3 separate regions of the Homo sapiens genome follow, and all the other regions are linked to region 1. Evidence: chromatin contacts called from ENCODE POLR2A ChIA-PET data. All regions are on one chromosome and are shown on one strand. Each heading gives the region's core, a stretch centred on a gene start or an enhancer-like site at or near the end of the contact. The rest is flanking DNA. Distances are from core to core; before and after follow the strand shown. Region 1 holds the start of LMNB1 (lamin B1). Region 2 holds the start of G3BP1 (G3BP stress granule assembly factor 1). Region 3 holds the start of CCNG1 (cyclin G1).

What was found. ChIA-PET counts read pairs that join two places held with the same protein, here RNA polymerase II (POLR2A).
Region 2: POLR2A ChIA-PET joins it to region 1 with 10 read pairs in activated CD4-positive, alpha-beta T cell. The contact joins the promoter of G3BP1 here to the promoter of LMNB1 in region 1. POLR2A ChIA-PET finds 5 or more read pairs at or near these places in 2 of 52 experiments (CD8-positive, alpha-beta memory T cell and activated CD4-positive, alpha-beta T cell).
Region 3: POLR2A ChIA-PET joins it to region 1 with 11 read pairs in Caco-2. The contact joins the promoter of CCNG1 here to the promoter of LMNB1 in region 1. POLR2A ChIA-PET finds 5 or more read pairs at or near these places in 3 of 52 experiments (Caco-2, activated CD4-positive, alpha-beta T cell and activated CD8-positive, alpha-beta memory T cell).

Annotation. Positions count from the first base shown.
Region 1 is chr5:126,774,930-126,778,715 of GRCh38, reverse strand. LMNB1 (lamin B1) reads right to left here and starts at 1,580. Exons shown (of 11, transcript NM_005573.4): 1 at 849-1,580. The coding sequence starts at 1,207. LMNB1-DT (LMNB1 divergent transcript) reads left to right here and starts at 2,230. Exons shown (of 4, transcript NR_134485.1): 1 at 2,230-2,421. RefSeq lists enhancers at 1-3, 1,019-1,819 and silencers at 494-603, 814-863, 1,174-1,253, 1,454-2,103, 2,754-2,803.
Region 2 is chr5:151,769,793-151,773,589 of GRCh38, reverse strand. It overlaps G3BP1 (G3BP stress granule assembly factor 1), which reads right to left and starts at 1,636. Exons shown (of 12, transcript NM_005754.3): 1 at 1,554-1,636. It overlaps LOC100652758 (a long non-coding RNA gene), which reads left to right and starts at 1,414. Exons shown (of 2, transcript NR_132345.1): 1 at 1,414-1,887; 2 at 2,818-3,797. RefSeq lists silencers at 1,010-1,079, 1,130-1,459 and enhancers at 1,668-1,962, 2,220-2,449, 2,828-3,549.
Region 3 is chr5:163,435,707-163,439,946 of GRCh38, reverse strand. CCNG1 (cyclin G1) reads right to left here and starts at 2,352. Exons shown (of 7, transcript NM_004060.4): 1 at 2,143-2,352; 2 at 427-690. The coding sequence starts at 690. It also overlaps a transcript of LOC105377700 not described here. RefSeq lists enhancers at 1,788-1,987, 1,679-2,256, 2,698-2,747 and a silencer at 2,428-2,507.

The DNA.
Region 1 (3,786 bases), core at 331-2,830:
GGACAGAGGGCCGCTGCCTGAGGGGTAGGAGAACCGCAATTCTAAGAACGGTAGCCGTGACATGCACAAACCCAGCTTTCCTTCCCTGCGCAGAACCACCCGAGGGACCGCACCATCCCCGCTGGGACAGGACACATTTCCCCAGAGAAAGCTAACCAGCTAGCAAACCTAACTTGCCCGGGGCTGGCTGGAGGCGCACGGATCAAGCTCCGCCTCTCTCTCCCGCCTAAAGCAGGCGTAGAATCTTCGCAAAACGTCACAGGGCCAAGACTGAGCGCGCCAAAGCGGGACCCACCCCCAGGAGACGCGGATGCTGCGGGAAGGTCCCTCCCCTTCCTCTCTCTGCCCGCGCGAAGCTCATTCATTCTAGAGGCGGGCTGCCAGTCCTCCCCGGCCGCCCATCCCGGCACTGCAAATCCGCTAGACGCTTTGTCTCGCGCCGGCCGGAAACTGGGGCGCGCACGCGAGCGCGCGCTCGCGCTCCAGCTCCCCGCACCTGGGGCCTGAGGGGCCGCCTCTCCGCGCCGGCTCCCCGGATTCGAGTGCGAAAGCGGGAGCTCCTTCTCGGCAGTCCCAGGCGCGCACTTACCACGTCCCAGCGGGTATCCAAAATCTAGAAATGGGCATCACGGCCCCCCAGCGCTACAGCTCGAGCCCCCTCCGCGACCCCTGCTCCGCTATGAACTCTAGATTCTTTCTCCTTTCCGGAGACCGAGACCCTGTTCCTTCAGAAGGACGCGTGCATCCTGGCCTCTGCTCCCTCCCCACGGCAGAACCCGGTGAGCTGGTCGCCGCGGTTGCGCCCCCGCCCCTCCTTGGCGCTAACGCGGCCGCCAGCTAGCACTCACTTGAGGAGCAGCTGGTCGTGTTCCGCCTTGCACTTGCCCAGCTCGATCTGCAGCTTGGCGCGCTCGCGGGCCGTGTCGTCGAGCGCGCGTCGCGCGTCGGCCAGCTCGGTCTCGTAGAGCGCCTTGAGGCCGGTGAGCTCACGGCCGCGCACCTCCTCGCGCTCCGTCACCTGCAGCTGCAGCGCGCTGTTCTCCGTCTCCAGGCTGCGCACCTTGTCGATGTACACCGCCAGCCGGTCATTGAGCTCGCGCAGCTCCTCCTTCTCCTGGAGCCGCGACAGGCGCGTGGGGCTCAGCGGCGTGGTGGGGCCGCCAGCGCGGCTGCCCATCCGCGGCGGCACGGGGGTCGCAGTCGCCATGGCGGGCGGCGGAGACAGCGGGGCGGCGAGGCCGCGAGCGGGACCGTGATAAGGAGGGGACGGCAGGGGGCGAAGCGGGGACCGAAGGCACAAACCGGCGACCTGCGCTCACGTCCAGACGCTGGCGTTTAGAGGAACGGAGAAGCACCTGGGATGGCGGGAGCTCGATTACAGCACAAAGGGCAAAGGCGCGCGGGGGGGAACTACGAATCAATCGATCGATCGCGAAATACCCTTTGTAAGAAAACACACACACCCACTCACACACGCACGCGGGAAAATGCAAGACGAGGGTGACTGGAGGCCCAGCAGGGTTCGCGCCGCCGCCGTCTCCTGCTCGCAGCACTTTGTTTCCTCTCAGGCTGCACGGAGCGGCGGGCGGGGGGAGGAGGGCCGGGAGGGGCGGGCTGGAGGCAAGCCGCGGGGGGCGGAGGTGGCGCGGGCCGCGGCGCCGCACTCCCCAACATGGCCGGCACGCCCCGGCGCCTCCACGTGACTACCATGGGCCAATGGGGAGCAGGCAGCGCGCTTCGGCGGTTCGGGGGCCGGGCCTGTAAATTTAAAATCTGGCCCTTGGGCAACCGTCAGCTCGGCCCTCCCGGCTGGGCGGTTCCCGGACCAGGCTCAGGGCTGTAAGGAAGGACGCCTGGGACTGCCCACCCGCGCGGCTCTGGGCCCAGGGCCCTCCCGCCGCCCCGCGGGGACCCCTTGGAGGGGCCGGGCCTGAGAAAGGCGGGAAGGAGCCCGGAGGTTTCCGGGACGGATCTGCGCCACCGCCCACACTCGGCGGTTCAGGGAAATTCAAATATAAACGTCCCTAAAAGCCACACGCGAAACTCAGAGTGTCCCCGGCCACCGCGGGCGTGGTAACCTTATCCCCCGCTCCGCTGGAGGGCTCGGGAAACGGCCTGGAGGCCGGGACGCTGTGGAATTACGTAATAGGCACTTGAGTCCGAGGTTCCAAATGCACGGCTTGCAGGTTCCAAGTACCAGCCTTTATTTTTCTCTCCGGTGGAAAACTGTATCAGGCAACTTCTTTCCATGAAAGTGAGATCTGTGCGTCTTGAAGCCGATAGATTATCACAGAAAAACCAGCAACCCTGATTTTAAATCATTTGCCAACAGTGTTAATGGGCGGTTCCTAATCCGTTTCTTAATTTAAGGGTTTGTAAAATCAAAAAACAGCTCAGAAATGATACGATTAACATATGACGGTGAGTAACTACGAGAGCAAGCTGTTTCATACTCCGTTAAAATCAGGTACATAAAAATCTGAACTTGTGAAAATTTAAGATGAAATAATTTTTTGCTTTTAAAAAGAGGCTCCCAAGATGTCACTGGCAGCTACTTCTATTAGAAAGCACATTCATCCCTTTGAAAAGTTCCTAATTTTTAGCTAACATTTATTGGGACTGAGTGCCAGCACCAGGCTTTTCATGGATTACCCATCCACACAATCTCCGTGTGATGTGGGAAACTGGATTGTTTCTATTTGAAAATTCATCCGGGCGGGCGCGGTGGCTCACGCCTATAATCCCAACACTTTGGGAGGCCGAGTGGGGGAGGATCACCTGAGCTCAGGAGTTCAAGACCAGCCTGACCAACATGGTGAAACCCCGTCTCTACAAAAATACAAAAATTAGCCGGGCATGATGGCGGGTGCCTGTAATCTCAGCTACTTGGAAGGCTGAGGTGGGAGAATCCCTTGAACCCGGAAAGGGGAAGTTGCAGTGAGCCGAGATGGCACCATTACACTCCAGCCTGGGTGACAGGGAGACCCCGTCTCAAAAAAGAAAGAAAGAAACCATCCATTTTATAGATTCACTGTCTGAAGGCTGCTCCGCAGGACTGCGTTTGACAGGTCCCAGGATTCTAATTGACTCGAGTCTGGCCCTTAGCTATACCCTAGATGACCACCTTACCACCTATTAGGAACGCTTCTGTAATTAATGGTTACTTACTTTTAAAATGGCAGAAATGGAGACCAGGATATTCTTTAACTGTTAATCAAGTCATGTACATAAGAATTAGTGAAGAGCACTGGGAGCTGCATATTCATCCCAGATGAATTTTTGGCACTCTGTGAATGATGACATTCTCCTTATTAATGGTTCTATTTCCTGTCCGGTTTCCTAAAATACTTCCTTGCTTTTTGGGGGGTGGGGGGGTGGGGGGGAGGATGGCAGGGAGACGGAGTCTTGCTCTGTCGCCCAGGCTGGAGTGCAATGGCACAATCTCAGCTCACTGCAACTTCCACCTCCCGGGTTCAAGCGATTCTCCTGCCTCAGCCTCCTGAGTAGCTGGGACCAACGCCACCATACCCGGCTAATTTTTTGTATTTTAGTAGAGACTGGGCTTCACCGTGTTGCCCAGGCTGGCCTCGAACTCCTGATCTCAGGCAATCCGCCCGCCTCGGCCTCCCAAAGTGCTAGAATTACAGGCGTGAGCCACCGCGCCTGGCCATGAAATACTTCCTTTCTTAACCTCATTGAGAAATAAAGAATCGAAAAGCTTAGACTTTAAGTATTCAAGTAATCTTAAAGGGAACTTTAAAATCTAAATTACTGATGAGAAAACCG
Region 2 (3,797 bases), core at 387-2,886, about 25 Mb before region 1:
ATTTCACTAAGCCAAGGAGTATGTTGGCTTTTAAATAATCTAAAAGATGGTAACTACTAGAAAAATATAAGCTCCAGTCCCTGAAGAAAAGCATCTTGTTTCTGCATATACACAAGAACCCAGCAGAGTAAATGCTAAATAAACGGAGTGTACACAAACTTTCATCCACAGATCTCGACTGTCACAGTTGTTTTTTCCAACACATCTCCAACACCAGTAATTCATCCAGCATGACACGCTCCACAGAGGTCCAAATAGTATACTGTAACTGGGCGCCAACCTTTCTATTCCAATTCCGTATTTTAACCCACAGATGCTAGTGAGATCTTAAATTCGTCGCTTTGCACCTCATTCCCTTCAACTATAAAGTGAATCTTCTCAAGGTCTTTCTGCAAAAGTCTCCTCCAATTAAAAAAAAAGTAGAGAAAAAAAAATTCAACGTCTAAAACCGGAGCCTAACTTCCCGCTGGCGGGAATTTCCCATCAGCAATCTGAGATTCAAACCCGATGAGGAACACAGTCCATGTTCATTTGCACTTACTCATCGTTTTCCCTACTTTTTTCCAGAAGCTACGGTGGCGGCACATCTACCCAGGGCCTGTACAAGTACACGTAGAAAGGAAGCCCAAACCCTTTTCCTTTGTCACATTCCCACTTCCAACCCTTGTCTCCCTGGAAGCCCAGAACTAGCCCAAGTACAAATGCCGCTGCAGCCTTCTCGGCAGGTGGCCTTTTGAGGCTGATGCTGCCCCGAGGGACAAGTGCTCTGGGGGCAAAGACTAAAAACAGGCTTGGGAAGCGGGGAGCTCGGAGTCAGAGGGCCCGGCGTCAACAAATCCCCGCCCTTCCCGTGCGTGCCTGTGACCCCGCTCTCCAAACCCGTGCCTTGGGCCGCTAAGGAAGGAGGATAGCCGTACCCACCTCGCCAGCTCACTGCAAGAATCAAATGAAAGGCAGAAAAGTGGCTCCGCACAGTGCCGGACACACAGTGAGGGCGTGGAAAGAACATTGGTTGTTACTACCACTCCGTGCACTCGCTGCTCCCTCTTTGCTCTCTGCAAAACCGAAGGCGCTTCTGCGACGCGCGGACCGCAAGACTCCAATCAGACTTTAGTGCTGCCCCCACCCTAAACGAAAGCCTCCTTCTGGTCCGAACCGACTGGATCCCTTGGCCAGGGGAGGAAAAGGTGCCGCGGGCGCGTGGCGGAGAGGGTGGCGGGCGGGAAACGCTGGGCGCGGGACCCCTGGCCCCAGAGACCGCCCTGGGGCCCAGGCGGCGGCCGCGGCTTACTCCTGCCCCGCGAGGCCGTTGGACGCAGCACGCGCACGCGGCGGACACGGCCACGCGCCCCAGCCGGGACGGGAGCGGGAGCGAGGAGCCGCCGCGCGCCCGTCCGTCCGCCGCGCGCGCCTGCGGCCGTTGGGGTGGGGGTTGGGGTGGGGGACGCGACTGGCGCGGCCGCCGCGAGCGCCACTCAGACTTCTCCCTCTCACAAGTGCTGCGGCTCGGCTTAGTCCTCTGGCCTCCCTGCCCCGCCCACACCCCGGCGTACCTACGCGGCTGAGCTGGAGAGGAACTAGCTCTGCACCACAGCACCGAGGATAGTACAAACCCCTCACGCAACTGCGTCCGCACACACGCGTGCTCCGCCGCCGGTCTATATAACTGCCACTCACCCTAACTTGTTGCGGCCAGGTCGGGCGACGGGATGACCAATCCCGACCGCGTCCTCAGGGCTCTTCGAACAGTAATTGGGCACTGACTCGGGGATGAAGGCGTGGCTCTTGATTGGCTTTGACTCCTGCCTATGAGACTGTGAGGATCTCGTTTCCCTAGTAACAGATCGGCACTAAGAGAGACCAATAACCGAAAAGTACAATAGAAAGGCGAGTGAGCAGTTCTTTGACTGATACTCAAAGTAGCCAATAAATGTGTGGGGCTGCTCTTATTCGTTAACACGTCTTCCCCTGGGCGGAGATCCGTTTTCCATGCAGGAGCGGTTGCGCCACAAGGTGGGGCCCGTGTACTTTGGGGAAGTAAACCCCTAGCAACTAGGAGGCGGGCGTCCGAGAGGCCAAGACAGCCTGTGGCCAATCGCAACGCCGGAAGGAGCTGATAGACACGGAGGTTGCTCTGCTCGGAAGAGACCGAGCCCCAGGGCCGCCGTGCCCTCTGGGCGGTTGTGAGGCTGTGCAGCCTGCGGCTTCTGCCCTCTTTCTTTCCCTGACTGGTTGGGTCCGGCCTCCGAGGCCTGTACCCCGCCTTTTCCGCATAGGTTTGTACCTGGCGAACCAACTAGTAAAGTTTCCCGGGTTGTTTTCTTTTTATTACAACTTTTTTCTTACGTGCGGCGGCCAAGGGCCTTGCTGCTCTCACCATTACTCAGCACTGCTGCGGGGCAGAGGAAGGAGGGTCGTTCCTGCGCCGCCCGCAGGCTCCCGCCGGAAGGTCGCCGGTGGAAGGCCTGAGAGTGCGCCCTTCCGCCAGGCGCTTCTTGGCGGGCGCTGCGAGGCGGCCGCGGGCGTGTGGCGAGGCTCCCTTTGTGGCAGCTGAGGCACGGTGGTCCGCGCGTGCTCCAGTGGAGTGTGGGCCCTCGCACCACGTCCCGAGCTGCACCACTATTGTTCAGCCTCGAATTGCCGCGGGTGGGGGCTTATTCTCGTCGCTACGCCTTTAAAAGGCAACTCGTCCCCTCCTCCTGGCGTTTCAGGCACTGGCGGGGCTACAACTCAAGGCTGGCCGGCCCTATTTCTATGGAAATAGCTTTGGTTCCCAGCCGTCCGGCACAGACACGCCCCGGTTTGTTCTCGTTCCAGGCATGTGACCAGGGTCTCCCGCGGAGTTTTGCTGAGAATTTTGGAAATGAAGCATGTGGAGCGCCTATGTCGGGGGAGAGAGGCCGAGCTGAAGGAGCACGGGCGCCGGCCTCGGCCTCTGGGGAGCCGGGCCCGCTCGCCTCCCTGCGCGGGGCTAGCCCGAGCCTGGAACTCGGGAGGCCCAGGAGCGAAGTGAAAGCCCCTTCTGGTCCCCCAGGGCTCCACTCCCGCAGCAGCCCGGCTCCGTCGGCGTCAGTGGAGCCCCAGGCCTGGGTCCGAGATGAGCGAGACGCTGCTCTGGCTCGCGGTCGCCCGAGCGCTCCCAAAACCAGGGAACAGGCCCCAGGAGAGAAGCCCCTAGAAGTTTCCTGGAGCAGGGAGTCTCCTGTATCCTGTTAGCTCTGCAAAGGAATCTGGACTTTATTCTGAGGGCCTTGGAGAACCCCTGCAAAGTTTTTTAAAAGGTGGACTAAGAGATTGGCATTTCACAACATGACTCTCCGAATTGAAACACTAAGAAGATTGGCGAAATTTAACATTTACAGATTAGTAATTTAACCCAGGTGACTCGCGATGAGGGACATGGCTACCCTTCACTTTTGGAGGGAGTTTTAAGTGATACAGATCTTTTTGCCAAGCAATTTTTTTTTTTTTTTTGAGACGGAGCGTCGTTCTGTCGCCCTGGCTGGAGTGGAATGCCGTGATCTCGGCTCACTGCAACCTCCGCCTTCCTGAGTTCAAGCGATTCTCCTGCCTCAGCCTCCCTAGTAGCTGGGATTACAGGCGCGCGCCACCAGGATCTGCTAATTTTTTTGTATTTTTAGTAGAGACGGGGTTTCACCATGTTGGCCAGGCTGGTCTCGAACTCCTGACCTCAGGTGATCCACCTGCCTCGACCTCGCAAAGTGCTGAGATTAACAGGCGTGAGCCACCGCGCCCAGCAGCAATTTAAAAATCTAATAAAATTGTGCATATCCCCC
Region 3 (4,240 bases), core at 1,103-3,602, about 37 Mb before region 1:
CTAAGGCTAAAACATTTACAATTTTATATATGGGTAGTGATTAACAAATATATCTTAATTCTTAGCCACAATGTAGCCTCTAATAAATTTCTGCCACTAATAAATTTGTTTATATCTAAAAATAGTAAATAAATGGACAAATCCAACCTATCAAGAAGGGTTTTTTAAAAACAGCCAATTTTCTTACTAGGAAACTGCAATTTGTTACTTGATATTAGACTATTTTTCATTTCAGAATTTAAGTCTAATACCTGATGTACTACTCTTGATTATGATAAGAAATATTAATGCTGTAGTAGACAAAATTAATGTTTTGGCTACGTGCTGAAAAAAAAAAGGTCAAGTTTATGAATACCAGCCAAAAGGTAACAATTCCATCTCCAAAACACACTGAGCAAAATTACAAAAATGTAGCTTCAAACATACCTTCATTTTAGACAGGAATCTGTCCAGTAAATTCACAGCTAGAGAAAATGTCTCTGTGTCAAAGCCAAAGAACTGAGTTAGACTAAGAAGATCTTTTACTTCAAAGTCCCTTAGTCTTGCAGTCATTCTGAGGCCATTATCGTGTGCAGACTCAATTAGTCTCAAACCACAGACCTTTGGCTGACATCTAGACTCCTGTTCCAACAGGGCATTCAGCTGGTGTAGCAGTTTCTGAGAGTCAGTTGTTGTCAGTACCTCTATCATCTATATATAGAAAAAAAGACCAGCAAGGAGTGTAAGAGTAGTCCTTCCTGCTTTCCTTGGCCATCTTTGCACTGGGCCAAGAAATGATTTATAAGCCTCCCATCCCCCAATGCGGCTAGTGCATCTAAGTCATTGCAAAGTGCCATCTGTTATTTATTTCCCTTCTACAAGTTGGTCACATCCTAAATTGAGTTCCTAGAGGGAAGGAACCATGCTTTTTTTTTTTTTTTTTGAGAAGGAGTCTCGCTCTGTTGCCAGGCTGGAGTACAGTGGCACGATCTTGGCTCACTGCAACCTCCGACTCCCTGGTTCAAGCGATTCTCCTGCCTCAGCCTCCCGAGGAGCTGGGATTACAGGCATGCGCCACCGCGCCCAGCTAATTTTTATATTTTTAGTAGAGACGGGGTTTCACCATGTTGGCCAGGATGGTCTCGGTCTCCTGGCCTTGTGATCTGCCCGCCTCGGCCTTCCAAAGTGCCGGGATTACAGGCGTGAGCCACCGCGCCCGGTCGGAACCATGCTTTTTAGAAAAATAAAATGCAAATCTTCAAGAAATACTTGTTCAAGTTATTCACTGTCAATAGATAACCACGAATAAACACCGTAAGACAGGATACCGAAAGTGAAAAGCAGATGGTAGTTAAGTATTCTGCCACATATTAACAAAATGAACTGTTCAAGTTACTTAATTGTACTTAGTTCCACATTGATAAAGTAGGGATAAGGTTTATGACCTACCTCACAGATTTGTGAGTTAAAATGAAATCACGTAAAGAGCTTAGCACATACAGTAGACGCTTAAAAAACACTGAACAATAATAATGAGCTTGAGCTTCTTTCTAGATTTATAAAATGAGGGTAACAATATCTGTCGCTGAATGTGAAGACTGAACAAGATGATTCACCACTTAAAGAGTATAGCACAGTGCTTGGCACACAATACTCAATATTACTTAACTTTTATTGTTGTTAGGAAAGGAAACTTAAAAGGTGACATTAGGAGCACGTATTGGGGCGGGGGGGTGCGGTGGGTTGTTGCTAACCTAGTCTGAAAGATGAACCTGGGAATTCCATTGATTTAAGTGTGCATAACACAACCATGTCCCGGGCACAAGCTAAGCCCTGGATACATGGAAGGTCCCTCCCACACCAACTAAAGACAGGAAGGCAGGAGGTCTTCAGAGCTAGTCATGTGAGGAACCTCTAACTGCAGGGGTTCCATTCTTCCTCCCCAGGCTAGTCCCTGGGACTGGGTCGGCAGACACGAAAGGCACCTCAGGAGGCCGGATCCGGCTCCGCCCCTCCAGCCTCGGACTAGCCTGGGCTTGTGCTCACAACAGCGGTAGAGTTTAGTGTGGAAAAGGGCGCGGGCCAGACCTACTCCTCGCCCCGCGCCCCCAACCCAGCTCCCCACCCGCACCTGGCGGTCAACTCCCGCGCAGTCCCACTCACCTTGACAGAGACTGCAGCTCCTCAGCGGTAACCACCCTCCCCGGGCCTGCTCACCTCACCCCACGATATCAGATCCGAGAGGCCTACGAGGAGAGGGGACTCGTAGGCAAGAGGAGAGAGGCCCGGGGAGGGGGACTGTCCTGGGTGGAGGCCTCGGCAGCGCCGCCGAGACAACTCGGCCCTGATCAGGGTCAGCTCGGAGCCGAAGGGGCCGCGCCTGCCCTAACGAGGAATATATTGGAGGGCGGGGCTTTCTCGCGAGAAGGGGGCATTTTCGCCGCTGATTGGTGTAATTCTTTTGATGGATGGCCTCCGCGATCCGTAAACGGCTGGGCCGTGGAGTGAGAAGTCCGGCCAATCGGCTCACACTTCCCGTTATCTGGCCTCAAATTCCCCGGCCCCCTTCCACGCCCCTACCTCTAAGCGTCTCTCATTGGAGAATTTAACAAAGTGTCTTCATTCAGTAGGGGGCCAAACTAAATACTCGGTGCAGCAACCCTCGCCTGGGTCAGGTCAATCGGCTGCCAGCCGGATTGGCCGGCGTATCATTCCAGAATGTACTGTTTGTTCTGTGGGGTTTAGGAGTTCTACAGTGGTTCTGCCCCATCTTTCTAAAAATACAGTGAGTAGTTAAAAAAAAAAAAGTCAACCTTTGATTTTTAATTACAGATAAAGAGGTGGTGGAATTTATATGGTTTGGTGGTTTATCAACTTCCAGAGTGCTCTCTTCGTGAACTTTGGAAGTCAGTTGATTCTTGCCTTAGTTTGCTTTTTATACAATTTATCAAATAATGGAGTTGGACTGTGTAATTTCTTGACCCTCTACCAATTTTCTGAATTTGCTTTTAAAGCAAATTTAAAGAGAAAAGTTGGTACAATTTTTCAGTTGCTTAAAATGAAAGGTATGTGGCAGACTGTTAACAGGAATAATTGTGGTGAGTGTGAATCTCAGTCTACAGACCCGAGTGTAAAGCAGTATTACTCTTTGTATTTACCATAATGAATTTAATCTCTGTGAGCCTCTCCTATGCCAGATTAGTGGGAAAATAATTAGCCTGAACTCTTCTTAGACTCTCCTCACTCTCACTCTCCCAGATCATCACAAGTGAGAAAAGTCCATTTGTAAAAGGGCCTGAAAAAGGGTGCACAAGGAGTCATTTCTAAACTCTTATGAATTACACAGTAGTTGGATGTCTCTGTTCTCATGGCCCCAGTTCGGTCTCTCTTACTTTGAAAAAGTGAAAATCTGAAAGATTTGCCGTCACTCTGCTATTTGCCCTGCCGTGTACTTACCCAAGGCAATGCCACAGAACAAAACTCTGGAAAGGGGGAAAAGGGGTGGGGAGGAAGGGGAAGGAAAAACAGGAGAAAACATCAATACCTCACAATAATACCTTAGCCACATAATCAGGTCAGTTTAAGAAACTGGGGCTCAAATGGGGAAGAGGCCTTTGTTCCTTTTGAAAATAAAAGCTTACCTAGTGAATATAAATTGGCAATTTATAACCTTTAACAAGTGATTTTATTTAAAAATACTTTTTGCTGTAATGTGTGAGTTTATAAATGTAGTTTCTCCTTTTGGCTTTTAGTTCCTATTATTCCTAATTCCTAAAATTAGGAATGTATATGCACAATTTTTAAAAAAAATGGCTAAAAAATCATAAAATCTTTATGGCAGGCTGGGCGCGGTGGCCCACACCTATAATCCCAGCACTTTGGGAGGCAGAGGCGGGTGGATTACCTGAGGTCAGGAGTTTGAGACCAACCTGGCCAACATGGTGAAACCCCGTCTCTACTGAAAATACAAAAATTAGCTGGGCATGGTGGCACGTGCCTGTAATCCCAGCTACTCGGGAGGCTGAGGCAGGAGAATCGCTTGAACCTGGGAGGTAGAGGTTGCAGTGAGCCGAGATGGTGCCACTGCACTCCAGCCTGGGCAACAGAGCAAGACTTGGTCTAAAAAAAAAAAAATTCTTTATAGCAATCAAAAGCACGAATAAATTAACTAATATTTATTGAACACATAGCATAGGCCAGTGGAGAACAAATTAGACTGGTACCCGTCCTTGTAGAACATGTAACCTGTGGGCAATATAAA